Linked DNA regions of Homo sapiens: regions 1, 2 and 3 are each linked to region 4. A link is an interaction called in ENCODE POLR2A ChIA-PET data of the cell type or tissue named here. Cell type or tissue: HepG2. All regions are shown on one strand.

Evidence for each region. Peaks named below come from ENCODE experiments on the same cell type or tissue, not always from the same donor. Only the 100,000 strongest peaks of a DNase experiment are listed, where the experiment ranks them.
Region 1: POLR2A ChIA-PET joins it to region 4 with 12 read pairs; 8 of 35 experiments call an interaction of 5 or more read pairs at or near these places.
Region 2: POLR2A ChIA-PET joins it to region 4 with 17 read pairs; 9 of 35 experiments call an interaction of 5 or more read pairs at or near these places.
Region 3: POLR2A ChIA-PET joins it to region 4 with 23 read pairs; 8 of 35 experiments call an interaction of 5 or more read pairs at or near these places.

What each region holds. Positions count from the first base shown.
Region 1 is chr2:102,055,375-102,060,374 of GRCh38, forward strand. No RefSeq gene overlaps it. Among named protein-coding and RNA genes, the nearest start is that of IL1R2, 66 kb to the left of the region's middle. RefSeq lists an enhancer at 2,399-2,981. In HepG2, no CTCF peak of the experiment used is centred here; a DNase peak (open chromatin) is centred at 2,687.
Region 2 is chr2:102,044,301-102,049,300 of GRCh38, forward strand. LOC107985926 (a long non-coding RNA gene) reads left to right here. Exons shown (of 3, transcript XR_001739615.1): 3 at 1-1,158. Among named protein-coding and RNA genes, the nearest start is that of IL1R2, 55 kb to the left of the region's middle. In HepG2, no CTCF peak of the experiment used is centred here; a DNase peak (open chromatin) is centred at 2,131.
Region 3 is chr2:102,098,773-102,103,772 of GRCh38, forward strand. It overlaps a transcript of IL1R1 not described here. Among named protein-coding and RNA genes, the nearest start is that of IL1R1, 41 kb to the right of the region's middle. In HepG2, no CTCF peak of the experiment used is centred here; DNase peaks (open chromatin) are centred at 1,809, 2,229 and 3,119; H3K4me3 peaks cover 645 bases.
Region 4 is chr2:102,153,149-102,158,148 of GRCh38, forward strand. It overlaps IL1R1 (interleukin 1 receptor type 1), which reads left to right. Exons shown (of 12, transcript NM_000877.4): 2 at 793-869; 3 at 4,571-4,637. The coding sequence starts at 4,577. Among named protein-coding and RNA genes, the nearest start is that of IL1R1, 13 kb to the left of the region's middle. In HepG2, a CTCF peak has its summit at 2,893; a DNase peak (open chromatin) is centred at 3,023.

The DNA of each region.
Region 1 (5,000 bases), 98 kb before region 4:
GAGACCCACAGTGAGATGGCCTGGGAACACAGCACTAGGACCTCTAATTCCAGCTCCATCATTGAATAGCTTTATGATCTTGGGCATTGACTGTCTTGGGATTTCTATCAGAGTATCAACCTCCCAAGATTGTAGTAAGGACAGTGCCAATGACAGGGTTTGGCGCATAGTGTTTGAGCAATAGCCTTTGATTATGATAACTTCTAACATGCTCCGTAGTGGACTGAGGATGCATGAGAATCCTGGTCCACCAGCAACAGCAGGATAGAACATGGAGCCATGGTTTCTGAGCTCGTTATTAACAAAACATCTTAGTGAGGGCGGAGCAGTAATTAGATTCTCCAGAAAACATTGGACTTCAGTTTCCTGGAAGTGCTTTTATAGCTTTGTAATACCACAGAAGTAAACATTTTTCTCTTCTGCAATTGAAGGGCTGAGTGAGTCCACTGAGCGTTCTCTTCTTTGGGAGTGTTTCCTTTGGATAACATTCAAAACAGCAAAATCCTATTACCCATTCCAGAGTGGAAAGCCCCATTTTGACTGTGTTTGGCCAAAGATTAACTTCAAATTAATACCTAATGAGCAGGCAACTTCTCTCAACATATTTATTAAAGTCATATTTCAAGATTTCTAATGTATATGGTTTTCACTTAGGACCTTTTTTCTGAATCATGGTCAAAATATATAGACGAATAAAAATGTAAAACTTTTTACACATAATCCCACTTATTTATGACTAAGCACTTATATTAGTAAATTTTTTTTTATTTGCAAGTGACAGCTTATCTCAAAGTAGCATAAGAGAGGGAGAGAGAGAGGAAAGAAAGAACCTATTGGCTCATAAAATGCTTGAGTAAGACTCAGAAACAGATGATAACAGCTTCAGGCATGGCTAGATCCAAGGGCCATTAGGGTGTTTTATCTCAGTGTTTCTTGGACAGGCATATTAGCCATTGGTAGCTCAAGGCATACCTTATATTTGCACAGCAGCCCACATGAGGAAAGATCACCTCCCCTGACATTTCTGGCTGAAAGAGCCCAGGGAACAGTCTGACTTGTTCAGCTTGTGTCCCGTGCTCCTCCCTGGGCCTGTCACTGTGTCCATGAGGATGATGTCATCTATCTGATGAGACCAGCCTGGCCAACATGATGAAACCCCGCCTCTACTAAAAATACAAAAATTAGCTGGGTGTGGTGGTGGGCGCCTGAAGTCCCAGTTACTTGGAAGGCAGAGGCGTGAGAATTGCTTGAACCTGAGAGGTGGAGGTTGCAGTTAGCCGAGATTGTGCCACTGCCCTCCAGCCTGGGCGACAGAGCTAGACTCTGTCTCAAATAAAACAAAACAAAATAAAATAAAATAAAATAATAAATAAATAAATAAATAAATAAACTAAATAATCTGCTTGATGAGGCCTGAGAGACACGTCCTCACGTCCCTAACCATTCTACAACTCAAATAGTGTCAGTCTGCCTTTGCATCAATGTCTCCTCATTTCTACAAATAGTAAGAAAAATATTCTTCTGGTTTATTTCTTAACGCTGTCATGTAGGTAAATTGATGATCAGGTGATTGCCTTCCGTCGTGTGCTTGATTTTTCTGGGAGTGCAGTGTTGCATGGCAAAGACAGGTAGAGACATCTACAATGTTAAGTAAGACGCAGGCTTCCAAACCCAAGGCCGGCCACTCTAGCTGGGATTCTTGGAGGGGTATGGCTCCTCTTCCCTTCTCTTTTTGGGATAGAGAGAGAGCTCCGTCTCTTCCTGAGTTTTTAAGTCCCTGGCTATTTCATCCAGAGCCCAAAGTAGAAAGTCAGGTTAATGTGAAAAGCTTGATATGTATTCTTGATAAAAACTCAAAGCCTTTGCAGAGTCTTGCATTGGTTGAAATCAGGGGCTGGCGCCTCCAAATGAAAGGCAGCCACCATTCGTGTTGACTGACGCTCAAAGCCATGCCATTTCTGACGAGTCTATGTCCAATGCCAAGTCTGTGGTGTTTTTTTTTTTTTTTTTTTCCCTTTTCAGAAATGAAGGAGTGGAATCACTGGGGATACCTCCCGCAATAGGAAAGCCCCTTGAGAACTGAAACAAGTCATCTGTTTCTCAGGAGGAGCTGACCAAGAGCCCCCTCCTTTCGTGTGAATTTAAATTCCCCTTTTCATGAGACTTTTCTTAAAGACAAGGAAAAAAAGCTATCAGGGGAAAATGAATAATATGACATCGAAAGTATTGAAAGGCTTGAAATGATCCCACATGTGTCATCTGACTTTGAGAGGTGAAGGGGCTCCCGTCTGTACGTAGAGAGGCTGGCGTGCTGCCTGGATTACTTGTCTGATGTCACATGCTAATGGGATCCCAGCTAGAATGCTGGCAACTCTGACTGTAACAACCTCAGACACCTTTGCGCACAGCTTCAGTTTCAAATTAATTTTCACATCCTCCTTAGGAAACTGGGCCCTCCGTAATCAACAGAACTCTGCATCGCACATCCTAACATTGAAACTCACCTGAGCACAAGGATCCTACAGTTCTCCTAGACAGACCTCAAGAACCCGCACAGACCCTCGGGGCACACTCCCCTGTGTGTTTTGGAACAAATAGTCACTCTCTGTGTTTTCAAATGTCCTTTGGCCTTTTGTCAAATCCACACTGACCTCTTTTCAAATGCGTGTGGTCAGTGTTATTTTTCAAAGGCCCTTTGAAGTTTGCTTTGTTGCCTTCCCTCCCTGTGGGTCACAGAGCAATTACTGGAAGATTTGTGGGAGGCCGCTTTTGGCTTTGTGTACATGTGAACGCCTGTTTATAAATCAGGTGAGTTAAGAACTGTGATGTGGGGGTCCCCAGCTTCCAGCTAGCAGCAGCTTCCCAATTCCTTCTGCGTGAGGATCACCAGAAAATAACCAAAGCCAAAATTTCATTCTGAGTCTGTGGGGTTTTCTACAACAGGTCCCGTGTCTTCTTTCTTGGCCCCATCCTTCCCTGTGGCTTCCCTCTCCTTGGAGTTAAATACTGGCTGGATGTCAGGCTGGGGACCCTCAGTGCACCCCACTGGCCCAAGTGGGGCACCGGGAGCGTGTTCCAGGCCTGCCAAGGTGGCAGTGTGTGCATCCCCTCTCTCAGGGTTCTTCTAGCTGTAATTTCAAGATTGGGAGCTTTTCCTGACAGCGCAGAGTCCACTTGCCCTACATTTAATTGACTTCACAAACTTTCAGTTCCCTGTCTGTAAATGGGGTTAGTATGTAAATGGGACTGCTGCAAGGATACATGAGAGAATACCTATGGGATTAGAGGGACCCTTGTCCTCACCACTCCATCAGGCAAGGAGGGAAGCCCCCGTCAGATTAATTGGATAACTGGAGCTGCCTGCAGTCATAAAACGAAATCATGTTTGTATAGGGACCTCTACGATCCAGACACATCACTTCATTGCATCCTCATGCCCATCCTGTGCGGAGGTTATGGTTGTTACCTCATTTTGACAATGAAGCATCAAAGGTTGAGAGGTAAAGAGACTTTTCACTCTGTAACCTATCTTTTTCCCACTAGGGTGGAACCACTCATAAATAACTGTATTCATAAAATGTTACAGTTCCGTGGGAAACAACGCAACTTGGCAACTCGTAGAAAGACTTTGTGAGACTATGTGGGGCTATTTGTATCTTAAGCTAATTGAGGCAAAGAGCTAGGGAAGGAGACGGGCTTTCTATCACAGCCCTGCCTCCGTCCTTTCCTTATGAGGATTCCAGACTCTCCCACATATCGTGTACCTGATGACAAGGCACAGGATAAGGTGACCAGAGGTGCTCAGACAGTGGCTTTCTCACCAGAGGTAATGACATTCTGATCAAGATTGGATTGATCACTGGCTCTTCTCATGCCACATTTTCACATCAAGTGTTGAAGGCCACTGTCTTCTTCTTTGTCCTGTGGTTACACAACATTGAGTGGAGGAATGTTCTGGCCGTGTGTCCACACAGCCTTGAGGCATCCCAAGAGAGTGGGAAGATCAAAGATTTGGGAATCAGAAAAAGCAAGTGAGAAGACCAGTGCTGTCATCCAACAGCTGTGTGCCTGGAATCACTCTGACCTGTCTCAACTTCATTTTACTCTTTTGTAATATGGGTTTTTGACACCTACATTGCATGGCTATTGTGAGGATTTAATGAGATAAAGTATGTAAAGTTCTTGTCACAGAAGACAGTCAACAAGTTAAAGCTGACATGTCCTTCCACCTCGAGGGTCTCAAACCTCAAGTGCATGCTGTCTCTATCTCTCTCTCTCTCTGTCCCCTCTCATCGTACCCTTACACCCTTTGGACAATTATGTGACCTCTCAGAGCCTCAGTGTCTTCAACTCTAATAGAGAATCACAGAGTTGCTGGAATGCCCAGGACAACGAAATTCTAAATTAATGCTTTCAATCCCAGGTGCAGTTTCCCTGTGTTTGTGCAGGGCTGGGCCGAGTTAGGAGCCTGAATCTCTCTCCACCTCCATGGCTTCTCCAGGAGGCTTCATCTTGCTGCGGAGGTGGACTGCAGATGGCCACTGCCACCACTCCTCAGAGGGCATGTTATACTGGTGGAGTTAATAACTGACACCTGGGAGATTAGGTCTGTGGCTCTCCTTTCTCTCTAGTGATGATCAGTTCTATCCATGGGGACTCAGAACGGAGGGCCAGAGAGGACTGCAGAAACAAAGTCCAGAGATGTGAAGTGACTTGTCCAAGATCCCAAAGCTTGTCCATGTCTGAATCACGATAAACAACTTCAGGGATGGTCTCTCTATGATATTTAAAACAGTGTGTGTTGTCTTCTGCTTTTCCTTTGATTTGGAGCCTGCTGTTATAACACTGTCTTGTTGGACTGCCACGTGTCCACTGGGAATTGCTCCCAGAGCAGAATTGGACTCAGCAGGGCTGCAGCGGAGTGTGGTGAAAGGACTGCTGAACAGGGTGGGGAGCAGAGGTCTGAGGGCCAGTCTCCCTATCCACTGCTGACTTTTCTT
Region 2 (5,000 bases), 110 kb before region 4:
TTCTAAGTTCTGGGCTAGTTACTCAGGAAGGGAGGACTGGAACATGACCACCACTTTCTATTTCCTGTAGTCACTGCAGTATTACTCTTCTTAGCAGACTATGTAGCATGTTTAATGTAGGCTGAAATGTTAGGTTGAAGTTCAGCTGTTTGGACTAAGTTCTGTTATAGACACATTTAGCAATCATTGGAAGTTTGGGAAACTCTCTTTTTCTCTGTTTGTTAGCATGCCTGGAACTTTGAATAATGCATCTGAAGAATCTGCCCGCATAGGTAAAAACATGCTCCCTTCTTGTCATTGAATTTTAAGCTGTGGACACAAGTCTTATGAGTTCATCTATAAACATAAGCATAGAAAGCAGTAGAAGCCACACCTGTGGTGAGGAGCTCTCCATATGGGGTTGGTAAGTAAAGCAATAATCATGGGTATGCTTTCTGAGAGAAAGTATAGCAGAAAGTAGAACAAAATCTTGGGGGAATGCCCACAGTTAAAGAGGCAGGCTTGAAAGGCATAAGAATGATATACTAGACTTTGGGGAATCAGGGGGAAGAGTGGGAGGGTGGAGAGGGAGAAAACACTACACATTGAGTACTGTGTACACTGCTCGGGTGACGGGTGCACCAGAATCTCAGAAATCACTGCTGAAGAACTTATCTATATAACCAAAACTACCTGTTCCCCTAAAACTATTGAAATAGAAAAATAATAAAGAGGCAAGCTTGGAAGGCAAGGGGATGGTTTGCAGAGCTCACATCAAGGATGGGGGAGGGTTTCAGCAGGAGGCATTGGTGTCCAGGTCACAAAGATGTCCAGGATAAGATCATGGCTTACTTGCCTTGCAGGCACCCTCATGATAGTTCCCTGTGACCTCAGTTATAAGTTTGTGTAGTCATATATGTAGTGTTGGGCAAAAAAACTTTTTGTCACTAGTTGTGTTACTGATTTAGTGAGGCATCTTTGGGAGCAAAGCCTTGCCGTGATTTTGTTTTTTATATAACCACAGCCAGCTGTCTCCTGATATGCCCTTATCCACTTGGTGTGTGGGGGAACCACACTACCGAGTCTTTGGTCTATTTTTTACAACTTTTCACAAAGGTTGAGTTATTAGAGCATTCTAGTTCTGATCTTTTTAAATTTTACTTTTTAAAAAAATTTTAAGTTCTGGGATACATGTGCAGAACATGCAGGTTTGTTACATAGGTATACATGTGCCATGGTGGTTTACTGCAGCTATCAACCCTCATCTAGGTTTTAAGCCCCACATGCATTAGTATTTGTCCTAATGCTTTCCTTCCCTTACTCCCCACTCCCCCGACAGACCCCCATGTGTGATGTTCCCCTCACTGTGTCCATGTGTTCTCATAAGACTTGCTCTTGTTCACTTAAAGTTTTAATCTCATGGTCTAGTTCTTTTGATTCACTGCTGTGTGCTTGTGGATGTAGGGGGTTGGCCACTTCACATCCCCTTTTTCTCCCCCGGGCTCACAGCTCTGCTTTGGTTGGTGCTGTGGGTGGGGGAAAGAGAAAGCCCTCAAAGACCCCATGGTGGCTGCCTCTGGCCAGGCTTCTGTCCTCTCCCTTCTGGTGGCGCGGCCTCTCTCTCTTGTCCTGAATAGCCGCAGGGTATACTTGCTGCTTCAAGCCAGGGCTGCTGTCTGGAGGTGGGGGAAGGAGGGCATGGGCTGTTTTCTCGAGGGTGCTAGGGAGAATGGGCTCATTCTCCACAGTTCCCTGGGGTTTTTGACGATGTTAATACCCCCAGTACCTTGATCTTTTCTGGCTGAGGAATCCTCAACATTTTAGACCACTGTCCCGTAGCACACCTCCCATTAAGAAGAAAAGGAGGAAAGGAGGCTTCTCTGAGCTCTCACTACATCCCAGACATCATGGAAAGCCCTTTTACCAACGTCACCTAATCAAGTCCTCTTGATCCTGAAGAAAACAGAGGTTGAGAAGGCAAAGGGCTGCCTGGGGCCACAGTGTGGTGCATGGTCCGTGGCCTCGCCAGGCTTCTCCCTGAGCTCTTCCAGTCTGGTGTTTATCCCACACCATGCACACATCTCCCAATCAATCACTGTGCCTCTGAGAACTTCCTTTAGCTGAATGGTGTGTTGTTTCTAGATGTGTTAACCCAAAGTTCATGCAGTTTTCCAAATGTGGCTGAAGCTGGGTTTTGTGTAAACACAGGATGCGGGCTTGACAGCAGCCGGCTGCACTGCCCTTTCACTAGGGTGGGACAATGCAGGAGGGATGCTGCCAGGAAATGGTCACAGTGACCCCTGGGTTTCTTTTCAGGGCTGTCATGGATAGATTGGAGATCTTTATCTCGCAAAATAGTAAAGGTGACTTTCTGGAAGTCATTTTAAGGGAAAACTGTAATCTCAAACTACTTCCAGAGAAGTACAACTATCATTCCTGTCTACTCTCCACTACTTTGTCAGAGCTTTTAAACATTTTACTAGCTTGCAATTTTACTGCGTGGAAGACTTGCAAGTCATCTGCAAGGGTGAGGTTTCCCTGTGTGCTCACTCATTTTAGGTCATGGAGAAGTATTCATTTGTCCTGATGGTTGGTTTTGGTCTCCGGGTTTCCTGTCTAGACCCGCTAAATGCCTACTGGTCTCATGGCTGCATTTTGAAGTCATCAGGTTAGACTTGGGGCATGTTTGAAGTAGGATCTGAATCCAGGGGAGGCAATGGCTTCCTGACAAGGGTAGTTTCTCAAAACCTGGGATTTTCACTCCTGCAAGTTAGGAGTGGGCATGATGAGAATATAAAATCATGAAGCAACTCAAATCAGACTTACTTAGTATACTAGAACAAGGAGGGTATCCCTTGATGTTGGCAGGGACAAAGAAAGTGAATTTTCTGTTTAAATATCATTAAGGAAGTGTGTGGAAGTCAGTCACGAAGGGGTGGTGCAGACTAAAACACCAAAAGGTTCAAATGAGCTCTGAGTCAATCAATGCGTGATTAATAAGTAAGGAATCACTTCAGGGAATTAGGGGTGTTTCTTTTATTAAAAAAAATTAAAAATAGAACTATCATACAATCCAGCAATCTTACTACTGGGTATATATCCAAAGGAAATAAAATGAGTATGCGGAAGAGATATCTGCACCCCCCCACCCCGTTTATTGCCGCACTATTCATAATAGCCAAGATGTAGAACAAACCTAAGTGTCCAACAGTGAATGAATGGGTGAAGAAGATGTGGTGCATATACACAATGGAATACTATTCAGCTATATAAAAGAAGGAAATGTTGTTCTTTGTGACAACATGAATGAATCTGGAGGACGCTATGCTAAATGAAATAAACCAGGTACACAAGGACAAATACTGCATGATCTCCCTTGCATGTGGAATCTAACCAAGTTGAATTCATAGCAGCAGAGGGTAGAATGGTGGCTACCAGGGGTTGGGGAGGGTTGGAAGACTTTGGTCCAAAGATACAACTTTTCAGTTAGACAGGAGGATTAAGTTCTGGAGATCTATTGTACAGCATGGCAACTGTAGTTAATAACAATGTATTGGGTACTTGAAAACTGGGTAAACATGTGGAGAAATAGAAATGCTTTTACACTGTTGGTGGGAGTGTCAATTAGTTCAACCATTGTGGAAGACAGAATGGTGATTCCTCAAGGATCTAGAACCAGAAATATCATTTGACCCAGCAATCCCATTACTGGGTATATAACGACAGGAATATAAATCATTCTACGATAAAGACACATGCACATGTATGTTTATTGTGGCACTATTTACAATAGCAAAGACTTGGAACCAACCCAAATGCCCACCAATGATAGACTGGATAAAGAAAATGTGGCACATATACACCATGGAATACTATGCAGTCATGAAAAAGAATGAGTTCATGTCCTTTGCAGGGACATGGATGAAACTAGAAGTCACCATTCTCAGCAAACTAACACAAGAACAGAAAAGCGAACACCGCATGTTCTCACTCATAAGTTGGAGTCGAACAATGAGAACACATGGGCTCAGGGAGGGGAACATCACATACCGAGGCCTGTTGGTGGCGGGGTGGGGGGAAGGGGAGGGAGAACATTAGGACAAATACCTAATGCATGTGGGGCTTAAAACCTAGATGAGGGTTGATAGGTACAGCAAACCACCACGGCACATGTATTGTGCCCCAGCAATTTCTGGAGCAGGAGAAGCAGGGCACACCTCGTGATAGGTGGAAGATCTGACAGGGAAGCTTGACTATCAGAACAGGGAGTGACCTTGTGGATCATGCTGTCCTCAGAGGTGGCACAAACCAAAGAGCGGGGCTTGCCAGAGATCTAGGCGAAGTCAGAGAGAAAGCATCATAGCAGCCTGTGCTCAGAAGTCCCTGGGAACGTCCTGAACCTTCCGAGGGTGACCCTGGAGAAAACACTCACCACTGAGTGACTCACAGCCTCTTCTCTGAGCCACTGAAGTCAAAACAGGGATCCGAAGCTTGCTCCCGGCCACTTCACCTTGTCGTTGAGCATCCTCTTCCTCTGGAAACACTGGCCTCCTAGTTCTTGGTCTTTTCTTCTCTTCTTTCCTGTAGAGTCTGTGAAAAAAAAAAGATGAACTCACACTTTCATGTAGTTAATACTAAACTTAATTAATCCTGGCAACAGCCTATGGGAAGGGTGTGGCATTGCTTACTGCACTGATTTAATTGAGATCTGAATAGTTCTGGGGACTAAGATCCCACAATCCTAGTTTTTTTTTTTGTTTTGTTGGCAAAATCCTGCCTAGTTTTTTTTGTTTTATTGGGGGATCAAGTTCCTGGATTGCTATTTGTAGACAGCATTTACCTTAAAGCAGGTGCCTTCAAAGGAGAAACTCCTTACTGTTAGAATTTTAGACAGCATGGCAGGGTCTTGAAGTAGATTTGTGGGAATTTCCCTGGGACCCTCAGGTCACATGACCATTTATTGGCCCTGCTCTGCAGGGCACCTTAGGTGATGTATTGCAAAGGCAGATCAAGGGAAAGCA
Region 3 (5,000 bases), 54 kb before region 4:
TCTTTATGTCCCATATCTTCTGTGCTGTGGCTATATTGTTTACAACAAAAGTATTTTTAAAATTTGTACTAATGAGAACCTTTGGAATCTTCCTGCAGATTTAGTGATGCTTGTTGATTTGTATCAGAGAGCTGTTGAAGACAATACAGTTTCACCTAACGTTTAACTGCACAATAAGTCAGATGCATTTATTGGGTTGTGACTCATACTTAGAACCTGACATATAATGAATACCAGTAAGACATCATCTTACCTTATTAAACACAATAACTTCCTTATTCACTAAAATAACTAAAAAAGGCACCGCGCCCAAAGTTCACAGAAATATACATCGAGGCATTGTGATAGAGTAAAAGAGAAGAAAAAGGAGTTAAACAAAGTCTGTAGATCCAAATCCTAGTCTTGGTTTTCCCATAGTAGGCTTGGTTTCCTATTTCAAAATGTGAATAGTGAGAAACTGCCCTGTTTATAACATTGATTTGTCATGAGGGCAAAACAAAGAACCCAAAATTAGAGGGCCTAGAAGAGATGGTAGAAGCAGTTTCCATTGGATGTTCGTACCCATCCAGTGGCCTTTGTTTGAGTTCTTCCAGGGATGGGGCAAACACTGTCTCTGCATTGCTGAGTGCTTAATCTATTGTTATGAAGATCTTTTTCACATTGGCCTCCTGGACGTCTATCCCATGGCCTTCGTTCCATCTCTGGGTTAGGGTACCATGGCTCCTAGCATGGTCTGGTGGCTACCAGGTGTACAGATATCAATCCTCTTAGTCTAAGGGCCTGTGGGAGAGCCTAGCTGGTCTTCTTCGGCCATGAACAGCCTTTGTTATTGTTTTCTCTGCATGCCATGACAAGAGCGTGTCTGAGGGCATTCTCCAGTGATGACCTCCTTTGTATCAGAAGGTACACTTCCACCAGGGCAACTACAGCCTCCTACCACACATCATTCACTGTGGACGTCTTAGTCAGTCAAGACTCTGGCATTTGTTTGGTTTTGTTTTCCACCAGTGCTTTGCTTTTTCATATGCCCTGTCCTGTACTTAACAATATGAGGTTAGGGAACTAAGAATGGGATTTTAGATTTGTCTGTGTTAAGTCTCACTATGTTAGATTTGGCCTATGGTTCTATCTTAATGGCGTCTTTTGGGACCCTGATTTGCTCTCTCAGTGAATTCACAGTTCATTTTAACTCCAGGACTCCCAGAATGTGGTAAGCTTGCCTGCTCTGCCCTTCTGCTGTAGAAACCTGTTCTGCACCTCCCAGCTCCCTCCCCAACCCCTGGCTTGGCCTCGAGGCATTCTCCTTTCCTGCATTCAAGGCCTCCAGGAATATTACCACACACCATCTGCACATCGTCGGGTTCTTTTGGCCAATGCCAATTTGATAAATTTTTTTGGCTTCAGTGTCCAGTTCTGCTTTCTAAACTTGTATTTGCTTCCTTTGGAAAATGTATTCCTTCTTTCTACCCTCCCTCCTTTCCTGCATTCCTCTGCTCTGTACTCTCCACAATTGAAGAGTGCCATGACCATGTCCATGCCCAGCCTGGCTGCCTCTTTTCTGGGAGGAGAGGTCAGCTCCACACCTGAGAGCCAGGATGGAACCAAATACCTGGAACTGAGCCTGAGGCTTTCCAGTAGAGCATACTCTTCTAATTGACTCATTTACCATTGAGTATGGGTGTTTATACATGTATCCAACTCTACTAACCATATTCTTTGTTTTGCTCACAAGACAGATGTTTGCAGATACTTACATGAAATTCTGATTCACTAAGTTCACAGCATTTAACTGTGGTAATCTCACCATCTAACAACCTCATCAAACAAAAGATTGCATGAGCTTCACCAGACCTGGCCTGTTTTTAGTCATTTCATGCTTTCTCTTGGTGATCGTGGCTTCCTTAAGTGCTGAAAGACTATCCCTGTAATCATTCATCTAGAATCTTTCCCATTCCTTCATCTGTGCTTGCAAAATCCCTTAAACTCAGTAATGGGTGTGGAAGCTGTCTGTCTGGAGGTATGAAGAATTAAGGGATGGCATTCTCCCCGGAGGTTTGATAGAAAGCTGGACACAGTGCGGTCTGGAAGAGTCATGGGGATGATACGAATTGTTCATGTATCATTGCCTGGAATAGGAGTATGATAAGCAGCCAGGCACTCAAGTCAGATCCTTAGGGCCTGACCACAAAGGTTACCAGTGGCCATCGGGGATGGCATGGTTAATTCTCTAGTGTAAAGAGACAAAGGTTAAACTAACAGAATGTGTCACACTGGAAAGCATTTTGGAGATCAGGTCAATTAGCACTCCCTGTGTTACTGTCCACACAAGTCACCCAGAAAGCTTAGTCAAATATAGATTTGAATTCAGTGGTTCTGGGGTGGGCCCTAATGTTCTGCATTTCCATCGTGCTCCTTGGTGATGCTCTTGGCTTATGGGCCACACTTTGTGTCCCAAGAGTTTAGACTATACTGTTTTGTTTTGTTTTTTCAGATGTAGAAACTGAGATCCAGTGAGATGAAGTGATTTTCCCAAAGATACATAGATGAAGTTGAAGCTTAGCTCTTTAACCCAGGTCTGCTGGCGTCCAGGTTGGTGTCTCTCTAATTATAGAATTGCTGGACTTAGGAAAGCAGAAGTCTCCTGCCCTCTCTTAATGACCCATAGCATGTTGAGGGGGAGCCAAGGTTAGATTCTAGGGTTGCACATACTTGCACAAACATGCACACACATACACACATGCTCATGCACACACATGCACACACATACTGTACGTGCTTCTTCCTATTCTCCTTTTTCAATTGGGAGGTATAAGAAACACATGGATTACAGCCACATTAAAGATATTCATAAATGCAAATCAATTCTGAATGTGTAAACTTTTCCATAAGAATATTCTGGGAAAATACTTGAGTTATTTCTGACCTTTTATGTATAAACACAGACATTCTGGAGTTTGTCAAAGACCATGTTACTGATAAAATTGTGTTAGAATGACGTCTTCTGATAGTTTAAATGTTAAAAGCTCTGGGCTCGGCTCAGGGAATTCTATACTTTAGCATTCATAAAGGACCCTAGAGTTTGAGAGATTATCCATTAACTTCTGATATTGAATTTTTGTTGCCAACTATGACTATTTGTTTTCCCTGAACTCTGTAGGGGAACAACACAGCTGACAAAACCCAGGCAAAAGCGTGTGTGTGGGTGCGTGTGGGTGCATGTGTGTGGCGTGTGTGTTCACACAGGTTAACTAAACAGTGCAGATTCCTCCAATTTTTCTCCTTTTTGAGAAGTAGGAAGGAGCAAGAGAGAAGAAATCATCTGGAGTGGAAAAGAGGGCTGGAAAAGTCCTTGAACTAATAATCTGCCAATTAATCCAGCTGCTTGGAAATAGCCTGGAATTGGAAGGTCTTTTGGGTGCTCTCTGGAAAGGGTACCAGGAAGTATGAGACAATGGCTGCTAGGAACTTGCACTGTTCCTGAGTAGATAAGACCTGTTGTCAAGTAAATTGCGGTGGATCCCTGGTAACACTTGAAGAGCAATGCAAGCCTGGGCTCCACCTGGGCTCTACCCCTGCCTGACTAAGGGAGCTTGGGGAAAGTATTTACATAATCTCAATCAGTTTTCTCACCTGTAAAATGGGCCTAAAGAATTTAAATTTCCATGCAAGTCAAAACCATAATGAGATATCATCTCACACCAGTCAAAATGGCTATTACTAAAAAGTCAAAAAATAAGAGATGCCAACAAGGTTGCAGTGAAAAGGGAATGCTTATATTCTGCTTGTGGGAATGTAAATTAGTTCAGCCACTATGAAAAGCAGTTTGGTGATTGCTCAAAGAACTTAAAACACAACTACCATTTGACTCAGCCATCCCATTGTTGGGTATATTCCCACAGGAATATTAATCATTCTACCATAAGACATGATGTTCATTACATCGCTATTCTCAATAGCAAAGACATGGAATCAACCTAAATGTTCATCAGTGGTAGACTGGATAAAGAAAATGTGGTACATGTACACCGCGGAATATTATGCAGCCATGAAAAAGAACAAGATCATGTCTTTTGCAGCAACATGGATACAACTGGAGGCCATTCTTCTGAGAACTAACACAGAAACAGAAAATCAAATACTGCATGGTCTCACTTATAAGTGAGAATTAAACACTGAGTTCATACGGACACAAAGAAAGGAAAAACAGACACCAGGACCTACTTGAGGATGGAGTGTGGGAGGAGGGTGAGGATTGAAACTACCTATAGGGTACCATACTTATTACCTAGGTTACAAAAAAATCTGTAGACCAAGCCGCCTGAATACACAATTTGCCTATATAACAGACCTGCACAAGTACCCCTGAAACTAAAATAAAATTAAAAATAAATAAGTAAATGAATATATAATTTAAATTTCCTTGAAGAATGCCTGGCACCTGTAAGTGCTCACTTCTGCTATCTCCGTTATCATCACAGAGAGAAGGCACAGGTTCAGAGTCGGGAAAATCACCCCAGGATGCTTGAGTGGGGTCTGCTTGAGCAAATGGCGGTGAAAACTGGAAAGAAGGGGAAGGAGCAAAGAGGAGGTGGGCTGTGTCGTGCTGAGTGGTGTCAATTGGCTAGGGTAAGGAGTGGCAGTGGCAGAATTGAGGCTGCAGAGCATTGAAGCAGAGGTTTGAGCAGTGCCTCTTAGGGTCAGCAGGCGGCCCATCCAGGTGAGCACAAAGCGCTCTTGGAAAGGGTAGCGGGAACAATGACAGGAAAGTGTGTGAGACCAGATGTCTGAAGACCTTGAATGCTAGAATTGGAGGCTTGACTCTTCCTCCCTACGATGCAGATTTTTGAGTAGCGTTGTGATAGGCTGGACTCTGTATCATGTTGAGAATGTTCATCGGAGTGCAGAGCACAGGAGGAGCTATGAGAGAAATAAAAGAGGCAGGCCAGGTGCGGTGGCTCATGCCTGTAACCCCAGCACTTTGGGAGGCCAAGGGGGTGGAT
Region 4 (5,000 bases):
GATAATGGAAGAGTGAGGATACCTGCTTCTTAAACAGGGCCTGCTCATTTTTTTCTGGCCTCTAGTACATTTCTTTCTGGCAAAACTCAAGCTCTGTTTTCACGGAGATGATGCACTGAGCCATGGCATCCCTAGGTGGTTTGATTCATTTCTGCACCCCGGTGTCTAGCAAAGTGCCACGTGCATGTGTTTAATCAAAATAGCTTGTGGTTGTCAAGCTCTTTGTATTCTTCCCTCCCTCCCTGTGATTTGATTTCCTGAAAGTATCCTTTCCCCAAGGATTATGGAACATACACTTGTTAAACACTGGACCCATTTTCATGATCATTTAAATGTCATGACCTTTCTGACACCTTGATATGGTTTGGCTCTGTGTCCCCACCCAAATCTCATCTAAATTATAATCCCCATGTGTCCAGGGAGGGATCTGGTGGGAGGTGATTAGATCATGGGGGCAGTTTTTCCTATGCTGTTCTCATGATAGTGAGTGAATTCTCATGAGATCTGATGGTTTAAAAGTGTTTGGCACTTCCCCCCTTGCTCTCTCTCCTGCTGTCATGTAAGACGTGCCTACTTCCACTTCCACCATGATTGTAAGTTTCCTGAGGCTTCCCCAGCCATGCGGAGCTGTAAGTCAATTAAATCCTCTTTCCTTTATAAATTACCCAGTCTCAGATATTTCTTTATAGCAGCGTGAAAATAGACTAATACATGCCTCTTGAGATCCTCACAGCAATTGGTGCCTTTAGACCTCTTCATTCACACTTCACTCATGTGTTCTTCCTTCCCCAGGTAGACGCACCCTCTGAAGATGGTGACTCCCTCCTGAGAAGCTGGACCCCTTGGTAAAAGACAAGGCCTTCTCCAAGGTAACAGGGCTGAGTCACCCCAGGGTCCCAAGGCCGGCCTTTTCTCACAAATAGCTGAACTCCTCCACTCTCAGATCCAGGGGCCCTGGACTATCTCCCATTGTATGCAAAAATATTTTATTTCCGTTGACACATTACTCTTTGGGGCAGCTTGATGGTTTTATTAAATTTTGGAAGGAGGCTTCAGCCCCAGTAACAGCCAATGCCTGTTTGCTTTCCCAGGTCACCTTGACTGTGCTACAGTAGAGACCTGGGAAATGATGGGTTCCAGTGCTGTGGCCAAGCTCTCCCCAGTTTCAACCCCTTCCAGGCCTTGCTGTCCATTTTTACTCCACTGTCACCACATGTTCAAATTCTTGCTTTCTGCTCGAGTCAGTACTGCTCACCTCGTTCCAAGAGATCTGGGTCTATGACACTGTGGGTGACACCCTCTGAGCATCTTTTCCGAGCTGTCTGTGGGTACCTGAACCTGCCCCCCAACCTGGCCCTTGCCCTACCTGCCCCGACCTCAGCGAGTCTGGCCCAGTCTGTCCCTGCTTCTCCCCTCTGGCCCCAAGTGTTCTCAAATATGCCCCCGCCTGCCTGTCTGTCACTGCAGCTGGCCCAGCCCTCATCCTCTCTCCCATGAACCTCTGTGGTGGCCTGCTCTCCCTGGCTCCCCTGTCTCCAGTTTATGTTCCACACAGGTGCCAAAATGTCTGCAAAAAATGGAGATTTAACATACACTAGCCCTTGGCTTAAAACCTGTACATGCTTCTCTGCCACCTGCAAATGACAGTCCCATTTCCTCAGCAAACCTCTGCATGTTGTGGGAACTTATGGCTTCTCAGCCTCCCACTCGGAACCCACCTCTGGTTTATGCTCCAGAACATGATGTTGTTGGACCCTCCCCTCCACCTCCTCCAGGCTGAGTTAGCCTCTGTCTCCCCTCCTGCCCTGGGCATGGCTCTTCCAGTAGACACCCCCACATCACAGTCTAACTCTGTGTCCACATTCCCTGCAACTGCTGAGCTCCTGGAGCCAGGCCCTGGGAACCTTGTTCCTGTTTTTGTTCCCAGAGCCAAATAGATATTTGATGTATGATTGTTGAATGCAGCAGTGAGTGAATAAAGACATGAATGGTTAACTGAAAACATTTTATCAAAACTGTTATTTGTCATCAGAGCATGGGCCGGTTTCCAACAGCTAACATTTAGGAGTGACCATTTGCCAGGCACTGTTCTAAGCCCTTTGCATGTGGCCATTCATTTCACCCACATAGCGCCATCAATGACATGCTGTCACTGCATTGCTTGTCAAAAGGGGGAACTGAGGCACGGAGGCTGAGCTTTTACTCAACATGCCATCTATGTTGAGGGACTTCTGACTTGGATAGCCGTTCAACTGCGAGCACTATGGAGGCCAGTCAGGCCTGGCCCTGCCTTGGAATTTCTGTGTTATTCAGGGACATAATGGGGTTTGTGTTGATTTTTGTTGGGAGTGTGTGGGTTAATCTAGGTGCAACCCTCACCTCCTTCCCTTCTGATGTCCTCACTCCCATTGGTCATGTGACCCTTAACGCCCATCCCAAGCTCAGTGCCAATTCCTTGCCCCAGGGTCCTGGGGATTGACATGGATCCCAAAAGCCCGCTGCTGAGAGGACAGGGCCACTCCCACCCCCCTGACTGTTTCCCAGAGCAGCTCTGGGGCAGAAGTAAACTTGGACCCAGGGGGCATAACCCTTTGCCCTTTTATAGTCTATTAGAGGAGGATGAGGTCTGACATCAGCTGGTTCATTGCCCCTTGTGCCCCTTGAGCACACTGGGGCCCAGGGAGAGTCACATCCCTGCCTTGTGGTACAGGCCACCGGCCCTGGACCTGTGATTAAACATTGTCCACAATTAATTTGGAATTATTATCTCGTGATACACTCCATAAAGTTCAGTCACACATCTTCTTTTTCTTCTCCCCTGCCTAATGATCAGACAAGCCAGGTCTTGTGACTAAATGAACCGACAGCTGGCAGTGTTCATCTGATTTTGCAATGCCCTTATTTTGTTGTTGATAAACTAATGCAAATAGCTGGTTGGCCTGGAACTGGTGATTGGGAAACATTTTAACCCTTCTTTCCTTCCTCTCTATCCTAAAGACTTAAAACACACTTCACGCAGTCACAGAAAGAGCTCATAGACCAGACTGCGGGGCTTCAAAGCCTTCTATCTTATTTAATCATCTGTAAATAGTTTAAAGGTAAATATGGTAATAATACTAGTATTCTAGACTATTTTGGGAAGCCAGCTGATGTGAATAAAGGGTCAGAGTTAAAAGATATTGAAGGAATGCAGTTTTACTGCTCTGAGGTAGGTTTCAAGGCTTGAGCCAGGCTTAGAGATCTTTGTCCTGATACTGGGGATAAAGTGAAGAGAATATGAATGGGTATGTCTCGCATGGTTAGAAAATCTTTTTTTTTCCTGTATTTGTTTAAAAAGCATTTTGTAACTTAAAAAAATACCTATACACCTTTTTTTTTTTTGAGATGGAGTCTCACTCTGTCACTCAGGCTGGAGTGCAGTGGCACCATCTTGGCTCACTGCAACCCCCGCCTCCTGGGTTCAAGCAATTCTCCCACCTCAGCCTCCCCAGTGGCTGGGATTACAGGCATGCACCACCACACCCAGCTAATTTTTGTACTTTTTGGTAGAGATGGAGTTTCATCATGTTGGCCAGGCTTGTCTTGAAGTCCTGGCCTCAAGTGATCTGCCTGCCTTGGGCTCCCAAAGTACTGGGATTACAGGGGTAAACCACCACACCTGACCATAATACATCTTAAATAGAACATTTTCCAGCTAATATTTAAATGACTGCATGTCATTAGAATCTGAATGAGTGTTGTGTTAAAATATTTTGTGTTTTCATATTTATTTACTTACTTATAGCTACGGATAAGAATATAGGCAAATTTAATCTCCCGTAAAAATTAAAAGGCAGATGTTTTCAAAGCACAGAATTACATGGTCTACTCTAGACATTGCTCCTAAGGTTGAGCAGAGGGGATAAGAGCTTTTTCTCTTTTTTCCTTTCCTCTTTTTTTCATACAAAGTTCGTTGTAGATATTTTAGAAAGTATAGAAAGCCCCGACAAGGGGAAACCCACTCAACCCAATTTTAATGTTGTTGTCATTTCTTTTAGTTTTTTTGGGTGCATTTCTATGTAGCTATATCCTATTGTACAAGCAATTTAGGATCTTGCAATATAAAATGAAGGCATGACCTTTGAGCTGGCCAAAAGTATGGGCTGATTTTTGCAAATGGGTCCTGGCAGCAGGGGACATAAGTGGGGAACCAATCCCCACACAAGCAGAGGTGAGCTGGCTTAGGGGCGAGTGCATAGCTGACTTTGGATGTAGACTAGATTTGGGGAAATTTAAATGGGGTCCAAGACTGGAAATGTGTAATGGGACAGAAGGTAGAAATGTTTAAAATCTTAAGTTGTTGAGTTTGTTCTCAATTTTGTGAAAACTCTTTATCCCTTTTTGTTCCCCACCCCATTTTCTAACCAGAAGTCAAATATGACAACATTCATGATGTAGAAAAACCAGTTCATCAGTGTGACTTGTGGGTGAGGGTGGGGACAGGGCCGGTGTTGGTATATTTAGTTTTAGAGATTTGCTGGAAAAGTAACATTTTTGCTTTTGTCTTTCTTTCGTTCCTCCATTTCTCCAGAAGAATATGAAAGTGTTACTCAGACTTATTTGTTTCATAGCTCTACTGATTTCTTCTCTGGAGGCTGGTAAGTTAAGTATTTCTTTGTGTTCTTGTCTGCTAAGAAAATCTGTTATTTAGAATACATGAAGTACCTTCCCTAACAGAGTCATTTCTCATACTCGTCTCTGTTGAATCTCTGGGCACAGAGCCTCCTGGTCATAGACCTGTACTGCTGGAAGTTCCTCTCAGCATCTTCGTCTCATTCTCTCCCATATAGAGTGGGAAACTGAGGCCTAGTGAGGCTGAGAGCCCAAGGTCATGTAGCTAGTTTTGGAACAAAAGCTAAAATCTAGGTCTCCAATCTAGGTCCAGGCCTCTTTCCACTTGGCTGCTGGTTGAAAGTGTGATATGGGAAATTCTGACTTTCATTTGGAGGAGATATTATGTA